2 separate regions of the Homo sapiens genome follow, and region 1 is linked to region 2. A link is a contact called in ENCODE Hi-C or POLR2A ChIA-PET data. All regions are on one chromosome and are shown on one strand. Each heading gives the region's core, a stretch centred on a gene start or an enhancer-like site at or near the end of the contact. The rest is flanking DNA. Distances are from core to core; before and after follow the strand shown. Region 1 has its middle 41 kb from the start of CFAP161. Region 2 overlaps CEMIP (cell migration inducing hyaluronidase 1).

Region 1 (6,530 bases), core at 2,443-4,942, 300 kb before region 2:
TGGCTCAGTCTCTCTCAGTCCTGTGACTCCGGAAGCCTGGTCCTGTCTCTCTGAAGTTATTTCTGGTTGGGAAGTTGGTCTCTCAGTATATCTGACTCTAGTGAGACCTGAGGGTCAAGACCCCACAGTCACTTTAGGCCACCACAGACCTCATGAGGTTGGCAAAAACAGACTTCTGTTGTCCTTATCAGTCAGTGCCAGGGGAAGGGAGAGGTCAGAGAGAGACAGCGAGACAGAGAGAGAGCATCACAAGGTCAGAGGAGGGGGCGGCCAGGATGCCCAGAAGGAAGAGTAATTCTGTATTCCCTTCCCCGCTTAGAAGTCGTAGCTTCATTCTGGGTAGCCTCGTGTGGCCATTTTGCAGCCCCGCCAGGGCAGTTCTGTGAAGCACTTTCTCTGAATTTTGCTCAACACATCCAATCAATAAGATTGAAGACACACTGCAAATGGAGCCCACCGGAAGTGAGGGCACCAGAACCACTGTGCAGGGAGTGTCACTTAAAGATGCAGCTCAGTCCTGCCTCACCAGGAGTGCAAAACCTCAACCCATTGTTCTTATCATTACCATTATGATTATTACTACTATTAACAACAACAATGATAAGAATGGTGTTATGAGTGTGAAGAGCTTGGCAGTCAAGTACAAAACTGAGGCATAGGCCGGGCACAGTGGCTCATGTCTTAGTCCCTGCACTTTGGGAGGCCAAGGCAGGAGAATCGCTTGAGCCCAGGAGTTTGAGACCAGCTTTGGCCACATAGTGGGACCCTGTCTCTACAAAAAAATAAAATAACCAGGTGTAGTAGAGCATGCCTGTCATCCCAGCTACTCAGGAGTCTGAGGTAGGAGGATCGCTTGAGCCCTGGTGGTTGAGGCTGCAGTAAGCTGTGATTACGCCACTGCACTTCAGCCTGGGTGACAGAGCGAGAACCTGTCTCAAAAAAAAACCTGTCTCGTGTGTGTGTGTGTGTGTGTGTGTGTGTGTGTGAAAAACAAAACTGAGGCTTGTATTTCCCCAAAAGAAATTAGGTGTGTTTTAATCTCTCCATATGCCAGGATTGGCATGAAGTCCAAAATCAACTATTCTTCCCTATGACCAAACATAGAGAAATCTAGGCAACTGATAGGTGTCCAAAAACAATGTTTCTTTGTGTGGGGGCATCTTTCTGTTGTTTTTTTCTTGTTTCCCCCAAAGCCACTACTGCATACTAGCCATTCCCCAACTGTCTAACAGTGAGGTTCTGGATGAAACCCTCTTGCTTGCCCAAATACTCATCCAGCAGGGTAAGTCCTCTGCAGTGGTGAGATGCTTCCATCAGTTGTGCCTTTCCTCCCAACCTGGCCACCTGGCACCTTGCTCTAGGCCTCAAGGGACCGGTATATTATGCCAAGTCCCCCACTGACACCCACACATATATCCCCTGGGAGGTTCTGACCCTTGAAGGCATGTGATCTTGTGCCCTGGTCTCCTTCCCAATCAATCTGAAGCTGCTTCCTTACCTGGGATCCAAGTCCCATCATCTAGGGTTGAGACATTTCCCTCTTCTCACTGCATTAACCTGCAACCCCTAGCCCTTGGCTAATCCATCCTGCAGGGAAGATCTATCCCCTCACACAGTAGAAGAAGTTTGCCCTTCAGAGTCTTTAATTTTCAAAAGCAAAGCCTTCCCTGGAGTCTTCTTGGTTGAATTCTCCAAGGAGCCAACTCTGAGAAAAGGAATGAGTGTAAGTAGGTGAATGGGAAGCGATCCCAGGACCCTAGTAGGGGCGGAGGGAAGTGAGACGGGGAATGGAAGGAGCCTACAAAGGGCACCTCATCACATAAATTTCCACTGTGGGCAACTGGGGCTTCATCTCTCTGGGGAACTCTGGGAGGTAACACAGAACACAAACCTCAACTGTATCCCACCTGAGGAGGGAGGGATTTGGGGTATTTATCCACCAGCTCCCACCAGTCATTGGTTGAAGATTGCTGGCGAAGAGTACGAATTCCTAAGCACTTCCAACCATGTGGGGACAGAGTGGGCTCAGGTGGCTAGGAAAGTCCCCAGTCCCCAAGCAAAAAGGATAAAAGAAAGACACAGGTGCTAGAAGTTGGAAGTCAGGTCAAAGTGCCAGGAAAAGGTAAGAGCTAAGGGGACGGGGTGGGCCAAGGGGAGTATCACTCCCACTGAGGAGAGGAAGTCCAGTCTTCATGAACACTAAGGCATGACCATCAAAGGACCTTGCAGGGGAGAGAAAAATAGTTTTCTTATTCTGCTTAAAAATCCAGGGCAGCAAATTTACTAATTAAATAACTAATGTTTATTGTTGTTGTTTGTTGTTGTTGTTGTTGTTTGAGATGGAGTCTCACTCTGTTGCCCAGGCCGGAGTGCAATGGTGCTATCTTGGCTCACTGCAATCTCTGCCACCCAGGTTCAAGCAATTCTCCTGCCTCAGCCTCCTGAGTAGCTGGGATTACAGGCGCCCGCCACCACACCCAGCTAATTTTTGTATTTTTAGTAGAGACGGGGTTTCACCATGTTGGCCAGGCTGGTCTTGAACTCCTAACCTCAGGGGATCTGCCCACCTCGGCCTCCCAAAGTGCTGGGATTACAGGCGTAAATAACTAATGTTTAAAATTCCTAATAACTCATCCTATTAAACATTTCTCATCCTAAGCATCTATTATGTATCTACCACTATATTAGGCACTTCACATTTGATATTGCTTTTAATCTCCACAACAGCCCTGCAGGACAGATCTATCCCCTCGTACAGCAGAAGAAATGGCACAGAGAGCTTGGACAGCACAGGCTCAAGATAGGGTAGCTCCTAAAAAGCTAACTGCCACTCCATTGTCAACCAGAAGGGAAAGGAACTTTTAGTCTTGCCATCTGCATGCAAACCTAGTGGATGATTAGAGAAATATAGGATAAAGAAACTACCACAGAACAACCTCAGAAATGGATACCTATGATAAATTAAGATCCCCAGAGGCAGAAACAAAGACCACCTAGATTAGACAATCTTTTTTACATATGTTTTCAGCTAAACCTAGGTTGGGCCAACCTGTGTGAACCTTCCAGGCAGTCTCATATATTTGACCTTATTTTAGCTGCGCAGCGTGCTTTGAGGTAGATCTCTCTGTTTTATGACAAAGAAAATGAGGTGCAAACAATTAGGTAAATTGCTCGAGATCATGGTTAATCTGTATCAAAGCTGGGATCAAGCCTAGCTCCAGCTCCATTCGTACTGACACACAGATACAAGCAAGCTACTGAAATGCATTACCAGGAAAGATCATGATTTCATTTTTTGAAGTTATTTTTCAAAAAAGAATGGACCACTGTCCTTGGGGAAGTCATTTGGTACGCTGCCAACACAGCCGCAAAGGGTAAGTAGGAACTAACTAGGTCTTCCGCTCATGTTCCTGTCCAGGCTAAGAAGTTAATTCTCTTCAATTGTTTCTGCCTCCTTCTTTCCTTCTTCCTTCCCTCTTGTCTCATTTGTTTTCTCCTTTTGCCTACTCTCATCTCCTTGTCTATAAGGGTCAGGATCTCTGTAAAGCTCTAACTTGGTTTCTGCTTTTTTCCTCCAGACTCCAAGATGAATCATCTGGTGCTCATGTTGCTATAATTACCGGCACATTTGTACGGTGCAGGGTGGAGGGAGAAGAGTTAGCTCACCGTGAGGCTGGGAAAGGAATGGCCTTGATCTAAGCTGCAGCCTGGTTCTAATTTTAGCAACAACGAAGCATTGGACTTCCTGGAGGTATCAGATTGCCCGTGTTCTCTGCTCCCTGAGCTGGGCTGACACTAGACATATGGAAGAGATTCAGATCACAAGAATCACCAAATCAACTCTCACCTCTGGGTCATCGTGCCCAACCTCTGTCTCAGAAAGTAGGGACAAGGTGTCTCGCAATGTCAGAGCTTAGCGATCTCCTCGTAAAACTCCTTGAGTGATACACAAAGCAGGGGTAAAGAGGAAAACAGAATTCCCCATCATGAAAGGCCAGCAGAGCCAGGTCTAGCACCCAGGTCTTCCGGCGTCCAGTCTCCGGTGTTCCTTCTGACATCACCCTCTAAAGGTTAGGGCTTTAGCCGGAGGATTTATTGTTTCCCTTTTGAAGTATGGGCCATTCAGAAATATTTCTTTTTTTTTTTTATTATACTTTAAGTTTTAGGGTACATGTGCACAATGTGCAGGTTAGTTACATATATATACATGTGCCATGCTGGTGCGCTGCACCCACTAACTCGTCATCTAGCATTAGGTATATCTCCCGATGCTATCCCTCCCCCCTCCCCCCACCCCCCACCCCACAACAGTCCCCAGAGCGTGATATTCCCCTTCCTGTGTCCATGTGTTCTCATTGTTCAATTCCCACCTATGAGTGAGAATATGCGGTGTTTGGTTTTTTGTTCTTGCGATAGTTTACTGAGAATGATGATTTCCAATTTCATCCATGTCCCTACAAAGGACATGAACTCATCATTTTTTATGGCTGCATAGTATTCCATGGTGTATATGTGCCACATTTTCTTAATCCAGTCTATCATTGTTGGACATTTGGGTTGGTTCCAAGTCTTTGCTATTGTGAATAATGCCTCAATAAACATACGTGTGCATGTGTCTTTATAGCAGCATGATTTATAGTCCTTTGGGTATATACCCAGTAATGGGATGGCTGGGTCAAATGGTATTTCTAGTTCTAGATCCCTGAGGAATCGCCACACTGACTTCCACAATGGTTGAACTAGTTTACGGTCCCACCAACAGTGTAAAAGTGTTCCTATTTCTCCACATCCTCTCCAGCACCTGTTGTTTCCTGACTTTTTAATGATTGCCATTCTAACTGGTGTGAGATGGTATCTCATTGTGGTGTTGGTTTGCATTTCTCTGATGGCCAGTGATGGTGAGCATTTTTTCATGTGTTTTTTGGCTGCATAAATGTCTTCTTTTGAGAAGTGTCTGTTCATGTCCTTTGACCACTTTTTGATGGGGTTGTTTGTTTTTTTCTTGTAAATTTGTTTGAGTTCATTGTAGATTCTGGATATTAGCCCTTTGTCAGATGAGTAGGTTGCGAAAATTTTCTCCCATTCTGTCGGTTGGCTGTTCATTCTGATGGTAGTTTCTTTTGCTGTGCAGAAGCTCTTTAGTTTAATTAGATCCCATTTGTCAATTTTGGCTTTTGTTGCCATTGCTTTGCCATTCAGAAATATTTCTAAATAATTTCCCCTACTAATTCTATATCGTTAATGAGGTAAAATTTACACACAGTGGAATGCACAGATATCATGCATATAATTTAATGAATTTTGAAAAAGGTACCACCCCTATCAAGACAAAGAATACTTCCATCACCCCCAGAAAATGCCCCCATGTTTCCCTTTCTAGTCAATTTCCCAGTCCACCCCTTAGCCAACTGCAGTTCTAATTTTTATCAACATGGATTAGTTTTGCTGATTCTTAACTTCAAATAAATGGAATCATGGTATCTGGGAGGCGGACAGGATTCTAACCCTTAGCTTCTTGCAGGTCCTATGCCTGATGGTCCCAGTTACATTTCTCCTATCCAAGCCACTTCTTGCTGGACTGAGTGGGAAGAACTCTTAACTCTGGGGCTCCATCCCCTAAGCTCATGATGTGGAAAATTTAAAATGAGGCCACAGTGATCTCTGTTGCATTTTCAACTTAGAGGACATTCAATTTAGTTTTCTGCCATGAGCCAGGCTTATACTCCTGAGAGTTCTTTATTCCATCCTTCCAGATCTCCTGGAGCAAAGTCTGTGTACATTTTAGTTACTTAATAATGACTCTTCCTCCTTCAATTAACCTGAATGTTTTTTATTTCATTACAACGCAAGCCCATTTCTACATGTTTTCTCCCCAGTGAAGCTGTTGAACAATTGGTCAATAGTACAGTAATGCAATAAGAAATCTACTTATATTTCACCCTATGATCTCACTGGGCATAGATTTTCTGTATCCATTCTGAAGAATTTGGCATTGAACATAGGTTTGTGTTACAATTGCTACATACAAACTTGAATTTGAATTATAACTCTACCAGCAACTGGTCCTATTTTCGAGTCTTGTTATTGTCTGTCCTTGGCAATGCAGTTGTCCCCGGTGGAAAGCATGTGTGCATTAGTGAGCCACACCTCCTTGAGGGTGTCTCTCACCTGGGGTCAGCTGTGCACATAGCTCCCCTAAGTAGCCTTTGCCTAATCTTGCCTTTACCTCTCTTGCCTATACCTCATGTCATAGAACTCTCATCAAAGTGCTCAAGAGCTTCTTGAAGGACACATTGTTTCTATATCCCCAGCAGTAGCCATCACCATAAAGGCTGACTCAATAAAGATTAATAAATAAATTAATCAATAAACTATCTGGCTCAGTCTGGGGAAGAGTAAGAGATGGGTTCCTCAAAAGCATTGACTCCTTCCCATAACCAGGGGTGCTCCCTTCTTGGTCCCGAGCCAGTACAGATTCAGTACAAATCCATGACCAAGATCCTCCCTATCCTTAATAAATCTTGGTCCCA
Region 2 (6,534 bases), core at 1,076-3,575:
GAAGAATTATGAAAAAATCATAATATCTGCACAGCTCACAAAAAGCCAGCACAGAGGCCACAGGATAAACCCTCCTCACCCCAGCCCTGAGACTGCATACAGCAAACAGGGATGCATCGGTCCAAAGGGATATTGTGAGACAAGGGCCTGGGATTAGGAGCCTCGGAAAATTTTCCTCAAGGGCTTGGAGCCTCTACTTGCAGCGGGAAGAAACCTCATGTTGGCAGCGACTCGAACCACAAGACCCCTGAAATGTCCCTGATTTAATCTTCTCTCTATCACCTTCTGGGCCCTATTACCCTGGTACCAACAATTCACTTCGGACAGCGCAGTTATCCTTCTTGCTGAAGGGTATTTACTGAGCCCTAGCAGTGACATTATCCGATAATCTAGAGTGAGAAGTGGGATTCTGGAATGCATTTCTTACCAAGAACACCACCCTTGGGAGGGAGGAAGACAAGCCCAACCTTAGATACCTGCCACCAGGTACAAGGACCTAACACCCACCAATTGATCACACACTTCACTCAGGTGAAAAGCTGAACTCCCTGACTCAGCTTTTAAGGATCTACAGCCCTGCCCCACCTTTATGATCTCATTTCCAGCCACAGGAAACTTCTAGTTCTTCTCTAAATATCTTTTTTTTTTTTTAATCCTCTGCATTCAGTTCAAGATATTCCTTCCTTCTTAACCCTCCATTCTCTGGCCTGGGAGAAATTGTACTTTTCTTTAAGGCCCAATCAAATATCACTTCCTCCATGTTACCTTGTCTCTTTCCCCAGCAAAGTAGTTTACCATCACTTTGTAGTGCTTCCATATTGCTTTGTTTATGCCTCTGTTACAGCATGGATTGTAGGTAGTTGAATGTATGTCTGTCTCCTCAACTAAACTGTGAGCTTTTCCATTGCAGGGAAATGCAACGGAGTCATCTCTGAAACCCAAGTATCTAGAAAGAATGGGCGGGTCAATGATGAGTGCATTCGGGTTACAATTACTCTCAACGAATTCAACTCTATGAATACTGTTCTATGAGTCTGATCTACTGTGAATTCTAATATTCCCCTCAACATGTTTTTTCAAAAGTCAAGATTTGAGCAACATTAGTTATTATGAAGAGCTTTTGGACTCACGGTGACATAGGTCTGAGTTCCAACTCCACCACCTTGAGCCGAGTGACCCCCACCTGGAGCTGCATAAGTGATGCGGCTTCACTGACCTTCTCCATCTGCAAAACAGGACAATGTCTTGTTCACAGTTGTCAGGAAGTTTAAATAAGATGATGCATGCAATGCTGTCTGCGTGAGTCTGAATGTTTTAGTTGCCCAATAAGCACTGAATATTAATGATGCTGATGGAAATAACCATAAAGCCACAGGAGTACAGACCTCTGAGAAATTGACTTTAGTCAGGCTTTAGTCTCATTCAAATACCAGAGCAGAATACACAAGAGTGAACATCAAATGTAGTGAGAAATGTACATGCTTGGGGGGCTGGTGTTCAGACGCAGGACTCATTCATTTGAATATTTAAAAAATATTTGAGCACCTACTATGTGCTAGCCCTTGGGAGTAAAACAGAACATGAAAAGTCTCTGCCTTTGAGCCAAGTAGGGGTCCTGTCTCTGAATGAAGAAAGGACTCTTTATTGTATTGGGACGTGGCTGAGATGAGAAGCCATCTCCACTGAGGGAAACCACAGACTTCTGCACCACGTATCCCACAATGGCCACTAAGGGCCCTTCATGAGCAGGGCTCTATTCAAATAGTGACTCTGCCTCTCTGCCCCTCGTTCCCCCTGAGCTCAGAGGGGTGATGTCCTCAAACAACCTCAACAGAGCAGAAGCTCAAGTTCATGCTTATTACACAAGATTCAACGGAAGTATCATCTTTTTGTATGTCAAAAATAGCTTTTTATTTAAATAAATTTTATATGGAGATGTTTAAAGTAAAAATGAACTTCACTACATGGTCATTCTCAGAAAACTCCAGGATATGTTAATGTGTCACCATTTGTAACATTACACTGTGATTTTAAAATGTAGAACAGATTTCAGCTGTTTCTCAGTCACCTGGAAAGTTCAGGCATACACATAACCCACAATTATGTGGTCAGAGGAATCTCCAAGCCTCTTCAAAGCTACCAACTAAACAGACACCACTGAGATGACCACGCCTTTTTATTTAAAAAAAAAATCATTTAAGCAAGAAGAAATCTCTGCATATGGAAGTCCCAAAGCCAAAATCCTCCAACTGCTTTCTCTCTCACTACCAGGAACTGAATTGAGAAATCTGATGAACTCTGTGGCTTCTTAAGCAGTCACAGACTAGTGACACATCAGCCCAGCAGAATTTGCAAAACATTCTACTACGGAGCACCACAATTCCTGCCCTCTCCGAAAAGGAAGGGAAGTAAGGGAGAAGGGAAGAGAGCAACGTCAGATCCCAAGTCTGAAGAGGACACACGTTCCTGTCTTCTCCACTTTCTCTGGAAGCCCCACACCCCAAATTCAAATCAACAGGGCTCAGAGGAGCCTTTAGCATCACCAAAGGGCTTGTCTGCCTTGTCTCTGGTACTGATCTCTGCCTGGGAGACCACAGCAGAACCCACACCAACTGGGATGCTAACCTTCCAAACAGAATGGGCCCTGGAAGTGGGTGTTTACCAGGGACAGGATGAGAGTGAGATAAGAAAGGCACTCGCCTTGGGTGCAAAACTGAAGAGGCCACCAAAAAACTCAATAATCAATATAAAGAATAGTGCAATGCAACACTTTAAAAACCAAAATTAGCACCAAAAATTTCATGATGAATGAAATATCAAAATTCTAAATAAAGATAGGGTCAATATTATTGATTTTTTTTTTTGCCTCTAGTGCTTATGTTTCCTTGTGTCTAATATAAAGCTTTAGAGTCGTCTGGCCGTGAGCATGGGGCTCAGCTGCAAGCACCAGTTGGAGCGGAAGAGAGATGAGCAGGCTCACTCATGGCTCAGCAACGTTAGTGCAAAACAACCTTTTGCTGAGTAACATGCAAATGGATCTAAAACATATGGATTAAACGCCTCTGAAAATAAACAGGGTTTTAAAAGGAAAGGAAAGGAAAAGTACTTAGCCACTATGTTTGAGGTTTTCCTGAACCCAAACCTTTGGAAAACTAGCATTAGAGTGAATTACTCAGTGCCTGTAACACAATCAGCTTTGAAATAGGCTTGTCATAAACCACCGGTTTCTTCTAAAAGAAATGTTTTTCTTTTTCTTTTTCTTTTTTCTTTTTTCTTTTTTTTTTTTTTTGAGATGGAGTTTCACTCTTGCTGCCCAGGCTGGAGTGCAGTGGCGCAATCTCAGCTCACTGCAACTTCCACCTCTCGGGTTCAAGCAATTCTCCTTCCTCAGCCTCCGGAGTAGCTGGGATTACAGGCATGTGTCACCATGCCTGGCTAATTTTTGTATTTTTAGTAGAGACAGCATTTCACCATGTTGGCCAGGCTCATTTCAAACTCCTGACCTCAAGTGATCTGGCTGCCTCAGCCTCTCAAAGTGCTGGGATTACAGGTGTGAGCCACCTCACCCGGCCTTAAAAAAAATTTATTTTAATGGTTCACCCAAACTAGCTCCTCTATGCACTCCTTTTGGGGCTCATTCCTACTGTTCTTTACAAGAAGGAGCATGACTTTGCACACCGACAGGGGCCTGGGAGGCACTGGAGACCCAGGATTCAGTAGGACTCCTGAGGCGAGCCTTTAGGGGGCTTGAGGAGACCAAGCTGGGAATAAGTCCCTCACGGCATGACAAGAGTCCTATAGAGAAGGCAAACAAGTAATGCTTTGGACTAAGAGCCAGACAGACACCCAAGGGCATCAGCCTATACCATCTCTGTAACTCTGAGCATCAGTGTTTTTGTCTCCTCGCTGCAGATACCACTGCCTCCTCTGGAAGCTGGAGAGAAGGGCCCACACATGGTGAGAGCCCAGGCAGCAGCCACTGTGTACAAGTGGATGGCTCAGGTTCACCACTGGCCAGCCCCCTAAGACAGTTCCATGGGATTTTAGAAACCGGCATCTGTGGCTACCAGTGCTAAGAGATCAGCGCAACCAAGGATCCAACCTAAGTCCAGCTTTGAGGAAAAATCTAGGAAGTAGGAGAGAGAGAGGCTGAATCCCAAGGTCTGGGAGTCAGTCTTTGTTTTAGTATGTTCCAGTTGCTATGGTGATGTGGGCTGACGCAAAGGCCTCCAGACAGGGGGCTGGATTCCCCCAGAAAGAGATGCTGCTGATCACCCACCAACACTCAGCCTTCTTTGACACTGTCCAGGGCAAGTGTTTTGGTATGGCCAGTAGAAGGAGCCCCAGGCAACTGCAAATGCCCATCCTGGAGGGAAACCCATCTGCCAGGGGGCCCCTTCCCTCTGCTAGAGTTCCTCACATACCTAGCAGGGTTCTTCCAGAGGTGAAGGTATTGTCTAAACTCTCTAGACTGAACAAGCCTTACTCTCACCATCTTCAATAATTCATATGATTATGTTTTTAGAGCTGGCTCCAGGCCCAGAAGGGGCTCTTCAGTTCCCTTTCTAAGGACTGGGACCACTCATCAGTGAGGGGCAGCCTCTCTTCGGGTGTTATCCCATTCAGGGCATCATTTTCTCCCTTGAGGAGAGCTTTGTAGGAGGCAGACAGAAGCCACAGCTAAAAATTGGAGCCACCACCCGCAACCCTGCGCCTCTGCAGCAGAGCTCTTCCATTCCTGTCTATCTGACTTGCCTCCTCTTTTCAAGCCCCACCTTCAAAACATCTTGCGATCAATCAAATTTGGCTTTTTGACATCAATGAAAAAGGATGCAAGTTCCTGGATAGACCTTGCCAAATTTTAAACCCTGAAAATAAGATTTCTTTTTCCTTACCAGGTTTTATATAAAAAATATTGGGAGGTTTAACAAGATTAACAGACCAGGTTGTAAATAAGAAGCCCATTTTTGCAAAAAGCTCACAACTTTGTTTGTCCCTCCCATGCTCAGCTACAGGTTGGAGTTTCCTGCACCTATCATATACAGCCCTTCTCACTGGTCCTCCATGTACCCCATCTTTGTTGGATTATCACACATGTGGTAATTCCAGATTTCCGTTTTTAATTTTAATTCTGGTTTTCAATTTTCACTGAAAATTGTTGATGGACACACACACACACACACACACACACACACACACACACAGCAAGACATCCAGAATATTAAAGACATAGCAGGCTGGGTGCAATGGCTCAAGCCTGTAATCCCAGCACTTTGGGAGGCAGTGGTGGGCAGATATCTTGGGCTCAGGAGTTTGAGACCAGCCTGAGCAACACGATGAAACTCATCTTTACAAAAATGTTAAAATTAGTCCAAAAAATTAGCTAAAATTAGTCCCAGCTACTTGGGGGGCTTGAGGATCACCTGAGCCTAGGAGGTTGGGGCTGCAGGGAACTGTGTTCATGCCACTGCTCTCTAGCCCGGGTGACAAAAGTGAGACTTTGTCACAAAAACAAAACAAAAAGACATAGCAACACAAACCACAATAAAACTAAGCTAACACTATTGATATGACTGCCAAAAGCAAAACGAAATGACCCAGGACCGAAGTTTTCAGAGTGTGCTCCTTGGAACCCACAGAGCTCTGTGGAACTTTTTGAGAGAACTCAAGACAAAAATCAGCTCCCATCCCCAACCACAGCCACTTCTTATCTAGTTTTTAAATTGGATTTACTAAGATTTTATCGCAAAAAAAGCATTTTGTGGTTCAAGTAATTTTTAAATTACTAGTCTAGAAGACTAAAGGTCTCCTAAAGGAAAGAGGCCTAACAGCTGCTCAGAAGCACTCTCTTGCGCCCAGTGTAGCCCAAAGCCTGGGCAGGTAAGGGAGCTTATGCACATGATGCAAGTAAGGGAGCTTATGGACCTGGACAGGTGAGGGAGCTTATGCATCTGAGGCAGGTAAGAAACTTCATGCATCTGAAAGGTTGCAGGAAGTAAGGGGTTTAGGCCTTTCTGAGCTTCTGACTCTCCTCATATGCCCTCAGTGAAGCTTCCTTGGATCTCCTCTGGCTGAATTACTGGTCTTCTTCATTTCTCCAGCAGGTCTCACGCCCTCCACTCCTCTTGACTAATCTGTCCTAGCCCCCATCACCCTGTATGACAGCTTCTGACTGGGATGTCTGTCCTCTCACCAGGCTGCCAGCTCTTCGAGAGCAGGAACCATGTATTCAACTGCCTTCTCAGTGACTCATTCAGGGCCTGCCTCATAGAAGATGATCAAAAACTTGTACTCAACTTATTTTCTGCTTCCGATTGTGGCGGTGGGTGACGGAACACAATTGCACACCAGCATCTTGGGCTACCCAGAATGTACTGGTGATGACCAGTTCATCCTCCCAGGAGTGCCACAGGGAGGGGGTTGAGGAAGATAATTGGGCCTTAATTTCATTTTCAGGTTCAAAAAAGAAGAAATTGTGATCTTTGGAGTCTAAAAAAGTTGTTTAAATGTAAACATCCATTCTCAGTGTCTGGA

The links. A loop is a pair of places that touch in the nucleus more often than their neighbours do. ChIA-PET counts read pairs that join two places held with the same protein, here RNA polymerase II (POLR2A). Pooled maps may share reads with other maps.
Region 1: POLR2A ChIA-PET joins it to region 2 with 10 read pairs in RWPE1. The contact joins two enhancer-like sites. A Hi-C loop is called at or near these places in 2 of 168 maps with a recorded cell type or tissue (breast epithelium and mammary epithelial cell) and 2 of 50 pooled maps. POLR2A ChIA-PET finds 5 or more read pairs at or near these places in 1 of 52 experiments (RWPE1).

Annotation. Positions count from the first base shown.
Region 1 is chr15:81,089,538-81,096,067 of GRCh38, reverse strand. No RefSeq gene overlaps it. Among named protein-coding and RNA genes, the nearest start is that of CFAP161, 41 kb to the left of the region's middle. Within about 2 kb of position 3,692, at least 12 of the 41 ENCODE cell types and tissues checked have a DNase peak (open chromatin) inside an H3K27ac peak, as active enhancers do.
Region 2 is chr15:80,785,227-80,791,760 of GRCh38, reverse strand. All of the region lies in intron 1 of CEMIP (cell migration inducing hyaluronidase 1), which reads right to left. Among named protein-coding and RNA genes, the nearest start is that of CEMIP, 9.1 kb to the right of the region's middle. Within about 2 kb of position 2,325, at least 3 of the 41 ENCODE cell types and tissues checked have a DNase peak (open chromatin) inside an H3K27ac peak, as active enhancers do.